4 separate regions of the Homo sapiens genome follow, and all the other regions are linked to region 1. A link is a contact called in ENCODE Hi-C data. All regions are on one chromosome and are shown on one strand. The core of a region is the stretch at or near the end of the contact, and the rest is flanking DNA. Distances in the headings are between cores, read along the strand shown. Region 1 holds the start of LYSMD2 (LysM domain containing 2). Region 2 holds the start of CEP152 (centrosomal protein 152). Region 3 holds the start of SECISBP2L (SECIS binding protein 2 like). Region 4 holds the start of COPS2 (COP9 signalosome subunit 2).

Region 1 (3,168 bases), core at 345-2,844:
TACTTGGAAAATATCCTTACCTCTCATCCATCTTCTCATCTGTAAAAAGATTAATTACACCTACCTCCTGGGCTTATTGTGAAAGTTAAATAAGATAAAGATGAAACAAGACAAACGCAATGCCTGCCACACAGGAGGCATTCAGCAGAGGGTAGCTACTGGTATTTCCCAACTTCGCTTTCCTCTGCCTCTGACTCAAACCAGGCCCCATTAAGGCACATAGAGAATTGTAGCTCTATGTTCACATGTATAGAACTCCCAAGAGGGCAGAATGGGGCTCTCCATGGCATGATAGAGTCAATACATGACTGCACAGCAAGGTCCCTTTCAAAATATTTCAAAGATAGAAGGACCTGATAGGTAAACATATACCGGCTTAAATATGCAAAATACATTCTCCTTCATACTGATGCTCCTTCATTCGGTAAAGGGCCAGAAAGAGTTTCACTTTAAGGGAAAGATATAGATAAGATCCTCTTTCTTCCCATTGCTGTCTAAGGTGCTTCAGGAAAGAACACTGAAAACTGATACAGATCCCAAATGTAAAAAGGCCATCACATAGCTCACAGTTAATTATAAGTAATTTTAATGAAACAATTTGTTCCCTCAGGTTTCCATGTTCTTCCCAGAGGTGTAATGCTATACACCCAAGACACACACACTTATAAATTTGTAATAAACGCAGCCCTCCAGCTCACCACAGTTCTTGGCTGCTGCTTAGCGACAGGTGTCACATTCGCGGTTGCCAGTGAGCCCAGAGGGTGTAATTTCACTTCTACATAAAGAAGCATAATCGATAGAACCAGAACCACCCAGTAGGAACAACTGCACCATTCCTGACTCATCACGGAGCTTGTTTTCACAGACAACAAAATTCACCTCAGTTGGGCTTTGCGTAAATATAGAGTAGTGTGATGGGGCCTGCAAATTGGGTGAAGGTGGTTCACGGGGATGCCAAAGCCCTAGTCCTCTTCGGCCTCCCTCACGCGACAGATCTAGTCTGAGCCTGGGCGGGGCACCGGGAACTCGATGCAGCTACCTAGGGAGGGAGCCCTGGCGGTCCGCCCCTCCCGCTGCAGGACCAGCTTTGGCGACCACTGCGGTGGCCAGCAGCGCGCGCTGAGCGAGCCCTGGGAGCCGAGCCGCCCGGGGACGCACGGCCGTCCCTGCGACTCCCCATCCCCCAAACCCCCACCCGCAGTCCCACCCCCACCCCCACCGCACCCCGAGCCGCACCGCCTCCTGCGCGGTAGCTGCCAGCCCGGGCCGCGGCGGCGCGCCCTGCTCACCGTGACACCGTACTTGAGCGCGATGCCCTGCAGCGTGTCGCCCGCGCGGACCCGGTGCTCCACATGGCGCTCGATGACGCCGGCGCCCAGCGGCGCCCGCACGCTGGCGGTGCTGCCGTACGAGCGGGTCTTGGTGCGGGCCAGGCTCAGCGACAGCTCGGCCTCCTCGGACTCGGAGCCGGAGCGCGAGCGCGGCGGCGGCGAGGGGGCCGAGGGCCGCGGCGCGCGGGGGCCGCCTTCCCGCAGGGACAGTGCGGGCGAGGAATCCGCCATGGGTCCTGCCGAGGCCGCCGGGTCGGGGAGCTTGCCAAGGGGGCGGCGCCTCCTCCTCCTCCGCCGCCGCCGCCGCCTCTTCCTCTTCACAGGGGCTGCAGCAGGCCGTTCCGCGGGGGCGGCGGACGGGAAGCCGAGGCGGGGAGCCGCAGGCCGGGCATGGCGGGCGCCTCCTCCTCTGCGTCCTGCCTGCCCCGGGCGCCCGCGGCACACGCACCTGCAAGGTTAAGAGCGAAAGCAGCTCCCGCCGCGGCCTGCCGGTACCGGGAAGACCCTGCAGAGCGAGGGAGCCGGGGAGCGCTGAAGCCCGCGGCCGTTGGGGCTAAGAGAGGGCTATCTGCAGGCGTCCTAGGCCCCAGGTGGACCCCTGCTCCATTGGCGATAGAGCCCTGGCAGAACCCTGCCCTGGCCACGGCGAAAAAAAAAAAAAGCGTTGCTCTGCCTCCTTTATTGATTCCCCAGCAGGAGCCAGCTTGCACAGACCTTCCAGCTCTGCCAATGCCAAGGGTACTTCCCTCCCCCCACCCCAGTGACCTCAAAGTCCACGTCACAGTAAAACTTAAGATCATCAAACACACACAGACAGCTTCTCCAGGTCCATCTCAACAGCCTCAGAGTCCAGTCCTTTCAACATTGCACTAGGAGGGATAGTGCTTCTAAGGCCTAATGGGTGGCCTCAAAATAACCCCCCTAGTTGTTCGGGTTTCACACTTTGTACACTAGTGCCAATTTAAGTCCTGGCTGCCTCGAAAGGCTGGCCACATACAATTCATTCTCCAGGCTCAGTAGTTGGAATTTACTGTCTGCATTCATCTTCTCTTCGTCAGTTTATTCTTTGACACCCTGAAATCGCATCTCCCTGCCCCGTATTGCTATTAATATTATAACCACCAAAGACCTCTTATCTGTACTCTTCATTTGAACACCGTCTACTCTTGAACACCCTTTCAACACACTGTATTATACACAGAGTGGGTACACATTTACTAGCATCTAGTGCCTGGTTTCTGTGTTATTTTGGACAGCTTTCCAAGAAGAGGTACCTTGTAGGAAGGTCCGGAGCCTGGGGGTTTGATTCGTTGGCTGAAGTTTTGGTATGTTGCTGTGCTGGACAGAGGCAAAGCTAATATTGCTCAGGAGAGAAAGGATGGGAGAGGAGCAAGCTTCCACAACACCATCCCACTCAAAACTCCTACAATGGCTCTCTGGGGACAACAGCATTACTAAAAACCTACATTGGCATTCAAGCTATTATTTCTATTTTTATTATTCATGGTCTGACCATACCCCATCTATAACTCATTCTGTATACTCTACATATTCCTGCCAAACAGAGCCTCTGAAACTGGCCTCCTTGTTCCTACTTTCATACCTTGCATGTTATTCCCTCCAATGGTAACACTCTTCCAGTACCCTCTATTACATTGTTTAAATCTTTAAGGTCTGTCTCAAATGATACATCCTCCATGAGATTTTTCCTAATTCTTCCCAATGGTCCCTTTTTCCCACCTGCCCAACTGTTACTGTTTCTTCTTTGAACTCCAAGAGGTTTGTATTAATACCTCTGGTTTAGTATTTAACTCTCTGTGTTTTGTGTTTGTACTTG
Region 2 (3,168 bases), core at 408-2,907, 2.9 Mb before region 1:
TTGTAATAAATTCCGTAGTAGATGAAAGTACAAAGCACAAATTACTTTTCCTAAGAAGAAAGGATAGTTTAGAGAAGTTTTACAGAAAAAAAAGAGCTTTTAGATTAGAAATAAATCTTAAAGGACACAATATGGCTATAAGTGGTTCTAAGAATGAGGGCACTCATTCAGACAACCTGGGCTCAATTCTGGCTCTTCTATTTATCAGCAGTGCAATCTTGAGCAAACTGTTTCTGCTTCTACGTTAAAGAAATGGGGGTAAAAATAATACCTACTTCAAAGATTGATTCTGAGGATTCACAAGATACTACATGTAAAGTAATTAGCACTATGTACCAATCAATACATTGTAGTTTTATTACTATTATGACATTATTACTGATGAATAGGAGTCTGCCAGCTACCGAAGAGGTTTAGGGAATAAAGAGGATTCCGCATATCTGAGAAAAGGTGAATGTGCAGCCTATGAGAAATGTCACTTCTAATAATGCAACCTCCTATGGAACAAAAATGCCACCCTCCTTCAAGATGCCCTCCCAAGCCTGTTCCCCCATGGAGCTGGCCACTCCTTTGCACTTTCAGACTGTATTTCTTATGCTTTTCTTATGGCTTCAACTTCAGCTTCTCTTTAGTTGAGTGCATTCACCTGTCTAGGGAGTGCATGTTCATTGTCACGCACTATGAAGGTATAAGGTGATAATAGGCTTAAATCAGACTCAAGTTCATGACTACGATATAGGAAGGGTTATAAACCCCCACAAAAGGGGTTTCTAAGAACTGCACTTGGAGTTGGGAAATTCTACTTACTTGCTGACATAACTCGCCTTCTAGAATGGAAATAGCCAGAGCACATAGCCCGGTTTAGACTTGCAACACCTGGTGGAGACACCTTATTCATTCATTCGACAATTTACCAAGCACTGTTCAAGATTACAAAGTTTAACAGGACACGATGAAGGGAAAGAAAATAGACATATAAACAAATGATCACAACATCTTGTGATCAGTGCTAATAACAGCACTTTGGACAAATTGATTCAAGTTGCCCAGAGGGCGGAGCGAGTAATGCTAATACACAATAAGCATCCACAGGCTGAGCGAATGACCTTGAGGAACTGTTTGGCGTCAGCTACGGCACTACAAACATGACCAAAGCCGCACGGGGCCCAGGATGCCCGGGGCTACTGGCTTCGGGTGCCAGCGTCACTTGTACTCGGTCAACACACGTGCACAGAGCACCTACTGTGAGCCAGGCGTGACGCCAGGGTGACCAAGGCGGGGTCCGCAGAGTAGGGTCTCAGGGCGACCCCAGCAGCCTGGAAACGAGGCGGGCTTCCCATATGTCACTTCTAAGTAGGATATTGGAGGAATGAAGAGGTCTAAATGACACGTTAAGGTAAAAGCTGAGCCCGCAACATGCGGGCAGTCCACCACCGCGGGATTTGGGGAGGGGGCAGGTCAGCCCCCCCAGGAACCCTCAGCCAGCATCCCGAGGACCCCGCAACTCCTCTAACCCCAGGTCCAAGCTCACCCGTGAATCAGAACTTACCGGAGGCCACGGAGGCTGTTACCGCGAGGAAACTCTAGTCCTGGCGGAAGACCAACTTCTAGCAGATCCCCTTACCCTGGCTCTAGTCCACTAGCTCCTTCCTAGTCACAACCGAACTCACGGGGCGGAGGCCCTTAAGGAGCACTCGCATCCTTCAATCGCCGACTAGAAGCTCGCCCGGTGGGCGGAGCCGTGCCAGCTCAGGGCAGAGCGAGGAGGCAGAAGTCTCCGCCTTCCTCAAGCTTGGTTGAGAAGTCCACCTGCAGTTGCAAAGTACGGCTGTTTGAAAGCGGGCGCCAGAGGTGGCGGGAAGCTCCCCCTGTGCGCCCATTGGTGGATTCGAGAGCCAATTACGAGGAAGTCACCCCGGAGTGGGCGGGCTGATCGGTTGCCTAGAGACGCCGAGGCGCTTCACCCGCTACCTTCGGCCAGGGTGCAGCAGTCTTACGGGGACCCCTTGCCCGTTTGGTACCGGAGACTGCAAAGGTGACTCGTGCCTCCTGCGCTTCAGCACACAGAATCCCGCAGATTCCCCACCGAACTCTTGCCTTAGAGGTTTTTTACATTTGCCCTTGTTTTCTAAGGCGCCTGCTTCCCCATTATTTAACAGCCTTAGATATTTTGCTTTGTCTTCTACCTTACTAGGTGCCGCTTTGTTTACATTTTTGCTTCTTTAATTACTGATAAGATGGCACATTTTTCCACGTGTCTATTTACTACTCTAATTTCCTCGGGTGTGAGTGTTCTTGTCACTTAGGTGTATATTATTAACCTGCCCCTAAAGACAGCGCCACCCAGTCCTCAGTAAAGCCCAGTACTGTGTCTATCTTCTCTGGCTGAAAGGGTTCCAGTGAATAATCAAGGAATTGGTGGCGGCAGGTTCACATATCCTTTCAACCCTTTCCCATGTGTACTGGCACGGAGTAAAATGGTTGTTCGAGGCTCTTCATACTGTGGCTGGTTTTCCTTTGCTACTTCACCGTCCGCCCCCATGATGCCTACACTGACCCCTGTAACCCCATAAACTGGTATAGGGTTTGGCAAACAACAGGTAATTTAACCCACTGTAATAGAATGAACGAAATCACAGCCTGAGCTAACAATGGTTCCCAGAGCGCTTTTTTTCTTTCACCTGCTGTGAAAGCTGTTTCTTTCACCTGCATCGCCTCTACCTTCTCCTGCTACTTAGTTTTGAAGACAGACTAGCACCTCCTTTGAAGCCTTTCATGACACACACTCCCTCACTTCGCAAAAATGATCTTTCCTACCTCTGTACACAGTGTATCCTATATATCCTATTATAGTTCTTTTATCTACTGTAAGTTTTTGTGTGTCTTACACTCAGTACAACGTGAATATCTTGAAGTACTCACTTTACTTCTTGGGTGTCTAACATGACCCTGGTAGGCACTCAAAACAATTATGTTAAATGAGTAAATGAATAAATGAACAAATAGATGAAGATTTTGGCAGGGGGGCAGGCAGAAAAAGCAAATAAAAGGCCTTCAAGTAAATGGCATTTGTTGAATCTGAGCCAAGGCATCTTAGTGAGAATTAAATGCACTTTTCACTTTTCACATCCCACTGAAGTCGATTGGCAAACTGTATGTTGCATTCTG
Region 3 (3,168 bases), core at 387-2,886, 2.7 Mb before region 1:
TAATTATATTTCCTCTAGGATGAAAGGAACTCTAAGTATACATAAGGTAGCATTACTGGTTTTAGTCCTGGCATCCTAGTGAAGGAACAAAATGTTGAACCCTTTCATTAGTAACACACATACAAGGAAATGATTCAAGGAAAATTCGTATTCATTTGTCAGGCTTTGAAATCTCAGGTATTTATGATAGATACCTTCAAAAATGTTTTTAAATTAAACTAGATACAGGCTGTATACAGAATACTTCTGGGTCACATAAATGCCTAAGTGTATTTGCCAAGAGACTCTGTATCAATTTCTCTTTGGTAATTCCATGTATTGTTTTATAAAACTCATTTGTGTCTTCAGAGTTACATTCACATAAAGCTTTTTTTTAAAAAAAAAAGTCTTCTGTAAAAACAAGTATACACAACTAGGAAGCTGTGCTTTGCCTGCTAAGAGTCCGATTTCAAAATACAAACCGGCTTCAACTACATATAGACACATACAGGAATTTGGGAAATCTTATCTCATTAATTCAGGTGCTAATTATCCAACTGTAAAATTAATAGGCAGAAATTACTAGCCTCTCTTCTTCCGTCATCTAGTCATCAATGGGCAAGGCCTTCGAAGAAGGGAATAGAGAGTGAATAAACTTGGACTTCAAATTAAGTCGTTTCGCAGAGATCTTAAGAGTGGAAAATACTGGGGGGGAAACTATTGTTTTCGATTACTTTTAACACTGTTATCATCCCTGCCTGCTACCACCTACTAGCATGCATAATCAGGAATTTGATGCAAATAAAAATAAAACAGAACACTAATAGGACTACTTTGCGAATATGAAAACGGGTTCGAAAATAAGCTTATGCTTTACACCCTTAAAATAGAGCTAGCTTTAAAAAAAAACCCACTAATTACAATTCTTTGCAAAATAACTGGATAAAAGGACAAGGGGAAATCGTAGTATCGTTTCTTAAAAGAAACACCTCCGTAAAACCACTGCAAAAACAATGCTTCGCTCCATTGAACACAGACCTAAAAGGCCCGTGACTTCCCTTCATCTGTAGTTACCACACATTCTCTTACAGTCTTTCTGGGTGAGAAGCCTTCAAACGCCTTTCCACCTTGAAAACACATTCCAGAGCTGAAGGGAATGGGGGAAGCGGGGAGACTACTAGAAGTTATAAGCCCTCCTCCCAGGAGAGCAGGGACAACTTGGAGCCTTCTGACCCCTTCACCAAGCAGGGGAGAAGCGGCAACGGCGAGCCCTCCGCCTGGGAAGTAATCAGGGTTGGAAAAGCCCCCAAGTCCCAGGCAGCAGCTGGAACAATGAAGGAGAGCTGGGAGCTGCCAGGCTCCCAGGTGAGGGGGTCTGCGGCCGCAGGACCGGCCCCCGGTCCCCACGTTCGGAGAACTGGGCCTGGCCTGTGAGGAAGCGGCGACCCCAACCCCCGGCTCGGCGGGCCCAGCCCAAACCCGCGTACCTGCTCCGTGGGGGCTCGGTCCATGGTGCCTGCAGCCGCAACGGGCCCGCGCTAGTCGGTGTAAACAGCGCCTCGGGCCGCTTTCTCCATGGCCCCCCGCTCGGGTCCAGACTGGGTTCCGGACCTCCGCCCCTATCTGGCTGGCCGCGACACCGATTCGGCTACGCCACTGGCCGAGGAGGCGGCTCCAGCTCCGGGAGATGGAGGAGGCGGTGGCAGCTTCGGGGAGGGATCATCTGGGACGGAAGCCGAGGAGGGCCCGAATGGGCTGGAGGCGTAGTTAGAAATGGAGGCGCACGGAAGGAAAAGGAGTGGGGAGGAGGCAGAGAGGGGCAGTGGGCGGAGTGACAGCAAATGGCCTCAGCAAGGGTAGGAGGAACCCGGCCTGGCCTGGAGGCTAAGGCCAGGTGGAGGCGCCCAGGAGCAGGTGCCCCGAACCACACGCCACCCCTGCGACTGTTAAACGAGAAGTGTCAGACCACTTGGGACCCAGGTCTCCCGGGACTTCAAAGACCTCTTCAGGATCTGAAACCACCTCTTAGTGATGTTGGAAAAGCTTTCATCTGCCCACCGTACATCTGCTCCTTCCTTATGTTACGCAAATAAAGGGAGTCATGACTATAAAGGAATGAGAATATTCTGAAAATAATGGAGTCTTGCCCTAGAAAAATGCATATGTAAAACGCATACACAGAATGACTGGAAGAGGCCCGCTAGGAAGCTCCCCACAAATATTTATTGAGAGTTAATTCATTATCCAGGTTCATGCCCACTTCTAGGCTCACATCCAGGCTGACCTCGCCCATCTCAGAAATCCTAATTTTATGCAGGATCTGTATAACACCACCCAACGGGTAATTATTTTATCTTCAGATCCTTAGCTCCTTAAGGGCAGAGACTGTCTTGAAACTGGGCACTACCGTTAGCATGGCAAATTTCTTCTGGGCATCTCCTCAGACACACCCTCCAACACCCACACCCTCTGTGAAGATTCAACCAACTGCGGATAGAAATATTTTGAGGAAAAAAGAAATATCAAGTACAACAATAAAATACAAGTAATACAGTTTAACAACTGCTTATACAGCATTTACATTGTATTAGGTATTATAAGTAATCTAGAGATGATTTAAAGTATATCGGAGGATATGCATGGATTGTATGCAAATACTACACCATTTTATATAAGGATCTTTAGCACTCATGGATTTTGGTATCAGCAGGGATCCTGGAGCCAATATCCCCCCTGGGATACTTAGGGACAACTGTATAAGCTAAATTACACTTAAGTGAAGGTAGAGTTGAGGTGGCTGCTGTTTGGGGCACTGGTGTGGAGATCCACAGCTAGGAATGGGAAAGAGATTTTAAGAAATTTGCTTTGTCATGCTTCAGGAGATATCAGTAAAGACTAATTGCCTTTTCAGTTAGTCTAGGTTATTAGTCTGGTTATTAGACTCCAATATGAGGCTTGTTATGTGAAGGCCCCTTGCTGTACTTATGTTGATACAGGTTGGGTATCTCTAATGGAAACTATGAAATTCCAAACCCTCTTGAATCCCAAATGTTCCAAAATTAGAAACTTTCTGAGCACAGACATGACATTTAAGGATAATGTTCGCTGGAACATTTCAGATTTTGGACTTCCAGTTTAGAGATGCTCAACCAGTAAGTATAATGCAAATCTTCCAAAATCCAAAATCTG
Region 4 (3,168 bases), core at 274-2,773, 2.6 Mb before region 1:
GATGGATATCCTAAATACCGACTTGATCACTACATATCCTGTGCATGTAACGAAACCCCCCATAAATATGTACAAAATACTATGAATCAATTAAAAAAATACAAGCACATATAAAAGAAACATTTTGATAACAAAACACCTGTAATATAAATAAACAGGTAATAAGTAAAAATGGACAGATACATATTCTTAATGAACTGAAGTCACTGCCTACAACTGGCTTGCACAAACTAAAATGTAAGGTAGAAACCATAACTATTAGCGAAACTACATTTAACTTTAAAAATTATAAAAATCTCTACTATGACTTTCAAATAATAGCGAGAATTTCCTTTCTCCCTTTTGCAAAGTGTGCCTTATTTTAAAATGCAAAAAACTGAAAATATATACGAAAAAGTTATAGACTAATTCAAAACAATGTATTAATATTTTGACAATCTCTGGCACTTAAAATGAGTCAGACGTCCCAAAACATCTATTTCGTAACTTTATGATAATGCAGCATCACCATAAAAGAACCATATGAAACACCCCCAAAATAAAGAAACACAGCAAAATTGACGTTAATTCTGGATCAAGATAATTTTCTGAGTTTCCACACGATGTTTTTGAATAGCAAACGTTATTCAAACTTGCAAATCCATTAATAAATGAAGCTTTGAATCTTTAAAAATCTCCATTCGGTCAGAAAAATTCGTTTATTTCTATGCTGTTGCTGTTTTAAACTTTGTATACTGGGAAATTTCTAAGGGAAAAGCCATGGGTTCAATTATCTTTCACCCGTCCTCCAAAAACACCACAAGCAAAACCTCCTCCCCAGCTTTTCTTTATAAAGAACTGAAAAAGTGGTTCGACTACCTTTTTTTCAGTTATCTTTGCTCTGAACTCTCCCCTACACACTTACCTCGGACCAAAACTGGCCCTGGCAAGACTATTTAAGCTATGTCTCCAGGAGACTCACAAGTTGCGTTTCGCAGTCAGGCCTGGGAGCAGTAAGGACACCCCCGTTTTCTGACTTCTCCTAGCATTTCGCACCCGCTCAGTTCCAGTGTGAAGAAGTGGGGGCCCGGAACGCTGGGCCCGAAAGGGCAAAGCCAGGGCCTACACCGCAGCATGGTCACCGAGGCGGCTAGCGCGGTGGGGAGGCAGAAGACAGAGAACCGAACGCCTGGGACCAGGGGCATCCGTGTAAACCGAAGAGGCGCTCAGACTCGGAGGGCAAGGCCCGGGGCCCCCTTCGCTGCCTCCTTTGCCCTCCCTTCCCCCATGCTGGAGAAGCAGGGCCCGGGCCCGGTGCGGGAACGGGGAGGAGGTAAACCAGTCCTGTCACCGCACTGAGAGAGGCTGTAAACGGCACATGCTCTACGGGGAGAGGCCGCGGGCGCCCCGGCCCGGACCCCGAAAACAAGACACATCACCACCCTCAGAGTTCCATTCCCTGCGCCTCACCAGGTCGTAGTCCTCCTCATCATCGCACATGAAATCATCCTCCATGTCAGACATCTTGGCCGGGAGGGGGAGGAGAAATTGGAGACAACCTCCTCCCACAATCCTCCGCGGCTCAGAGGCGTCACTCTCAGCTTCTTTCCGCCTTCCAGTCCCTCTTAGAGGAGCTGTTTCCTGCCGGAACTAATTATCTCGACTTGTAGCTGATTCGCTACGACTCCAAAAGAGACTGCACCACCCCCCGTTTCCTCCGAAGTGGTTGGTGCCTTAGCAACTAAAGCTGGCAACTGGGACATCGTCCGGTGCTGCAGGTCTCAGCCGAAGGGCGTCGGAAACTGCGCTCGCATCGAGCAGTTTCCAGCCTCCTGGGTAAAGGAGCAGTCTCCTCCCTTGCTTGGGACTCTGGACGCATCTCATTCCGGTGAAAGTAAGGGACAGCTTAGGACCAGAAGCCTTTCGCGGAGAAAAGGCTGACATGCCCGTCCTATATGACAGGTATTATTTCTGCTATCATTGTACGTGTGCATTTAGCCCACACATTGCGGTGGGTGTTCCTAAGATACTTGGAGTACTTTTCAGCAACACAGTTTACACTTAATGCTTGTTATATTTGTAGTTGACAAAACAATTCTATGGATATCCTAAATTAGGTATGCAGCTATCAGTTGAGTTGCCTTAAATCTTACTCAGTTGTTCAACGAGTTGTAAACTGACCTTTACAGCCCTTGGGACCAAATTAAGGTAACAACGACTGGTTTTTAAAAAATACATTACTGTGAACCTGAGGGCATCATGTTGTAAGGAGATGGGGGCTGCGGTGACTCGCGGGATCAGGAATTTCAAGAGAACCGAGCGGAAAGGGAAATCCGCAACATGAAGCCCTCTCTCGCTCCCAGGCACCCCTCTACCAGCAGCCTCCTGCCAGAGCAGATTAGTCTCTATCCAGAAATTAAGGGAGAGATTGCTCGTAAAGATGACAAGCTGCTGTCATTTCTAAAATATGTGTGTGTTGATTCCAAAGATCCTGTGTCTTCCGTGCAGCTGAAAGCTGCTGAAACACGTCAGGAGCCAAAGAAATTCAGATTGCCGAAAGGCCATCACTTTGATATGATAAATATTAAGAGCATTCCCAAAGGCAAAATTTCCACTGTAGAAGCATTGACACTTTTCAATAATCATAAACTTTATCCAGAAACATGAACTGCTGAGAAAATAGCGCAAGAATATCATTTAGAACAGAAAGATGTGAATTCCCTTCTTAAATATTTTGTTACTTTTGAAGTCAAAATCTTCCCTCCTGAAGACAAGAAAGCAATACAATCAAAATGAAGAAAATCACAAAAATTTCCTATGTGTACTCCTCATCCCTCATCCTGTATATTTTCTTATTTTTGCATATTAAATTATGTTAATTACCAAGTGTTTAATGCTCTCATTGTGAGAGCATCCTCTTAATATTTATTGAGCTCCCTGAATTTTCAAGATTGCCATAGACTGTATTTTGTTTTCTTTTAATTTGGTTTAGGCATATTTCATATGTACATGTTAGCATGACTAATCAGCACATCTGTACCTTTATTATAAGTAAAAGAGTTAATTTGTTATTTTAGACACATCATACCAACTTTTAAATTGGTCATATGACCCCTTGGGAAGTGTCCTGAATCCCTCATTTAAGTTTTCCTATCCAATTTAGGTGTTTAGTTCATTCTTCATATGTGA

What was found. A loop is a pair of places that touch in the nucleus more often than their neighbours do. Pooled maps may share reads with other maps.
Region 2: a map of CD8-positive, alpha-beta T cell shows a loop between it and region 1 (11-fold over the local background). The contact joins the promoter of CEP152 here to the promoter of LYSMD2 in region 1. A Hi-C loop is called at or near these places in 2 of 168 maps with a recorded cell type or tissue (B cell and CD8-positive, alpha-beta T cell) and 6 of 50 pooled maps.
Region 3: a loop to region 1 is called in a map of CD8-positive, alpha-beta T cell, with 9 times the contacts of the local background. The contact joins the promoter of SECISBP2L here to the promoter of LYSMD2 in region 1. A Hi-C loop is called at or near these places in 4 of 168 maps with a recorded cell type or tissue (B cell, CD8-positive, alpha-beta T cell and naive thymus-derived CD4-positive, alpha-beta T cell) and 10 of 50 pooled maps.
Region 4: a loop to region 1 is called in a map of CD8-positive, alpha-beta T cell, with 14 times the contacts of the local background. The contact joins the promoter of COPS2 here to the promoter of LYSMD2 in region 1. A Hi-C loop is called at or near these places in 4 of 168 maps with a recorded cell type or tissue (CD8-positive, alpha-beta T cell and naive thymus-derived CD4-positive, alpha-beta T cell) and 11 of 50 pooled maps.

Annotation. Positions count from the first base shown.
Region 1 is chr15:51,736,061-51,739,228 of GRCh38, forward strand. LYSMD2 (LysM domain containing 2) reads right to left here and starts at 1,595. Exons shown (of 3, transcript NM_153374.3): 1 at 1,290-1,595. The coding sequence starts at 1,562. RefSeq lists silencers at 1,044-1,253, 1,324-1,463, 1,474-1,913.
Region 2 is chr15:48,809,412-48,812,579 of GRCh38, forward strand. It overlaps CEP152 (centrosomal protein 152), which reads right to left and starts at 1,658. Exons shown (of 27, transcript NM_001194998.2): 1 at 1,550-1,658. LOC124903487 (a long non-coding RNA gene) reads left to right here and starts at 1,287. Exons shown (of 2, transcript XR_007064626.1): 1 at 1,287-1,396; 2 at 1,520-2,498. RefSeq lists enhancers at 808-1,369, 2,028-2,087 and a silencer at 1,662-1,852.
Region 3 is chr15:49,044,810-49,047,977 of GRCh38, forward strand. SECISBP2L (SECIS binding protein 2 like) reads right to left here and starts at 1,637. Exons shown (of 18, transcript NM_001193489.2): 1 at 1,467-1,637. The coding sequence starts at 1,490. RefSeq lists enhancers at 1,094-1,233, 1,524-1,873, 1,974-2,103.
Region 4 is chr15:49,154,076-49,157,243 of GRCh38, forward strand. COPS2 (COP9 signalosome subunit 2) reads right to left here and starts at 1,524. Exons shown (of 13, transcript NM_004236.4): 1 at 1,450-1,524. The coding sequence starts at 1,503. It also overlaps a transcript of GALK2 not described here and the pseudogene NDUFAF4P1. RefSeq lists enhancers at 1,270-1,799, 1,558-2,476.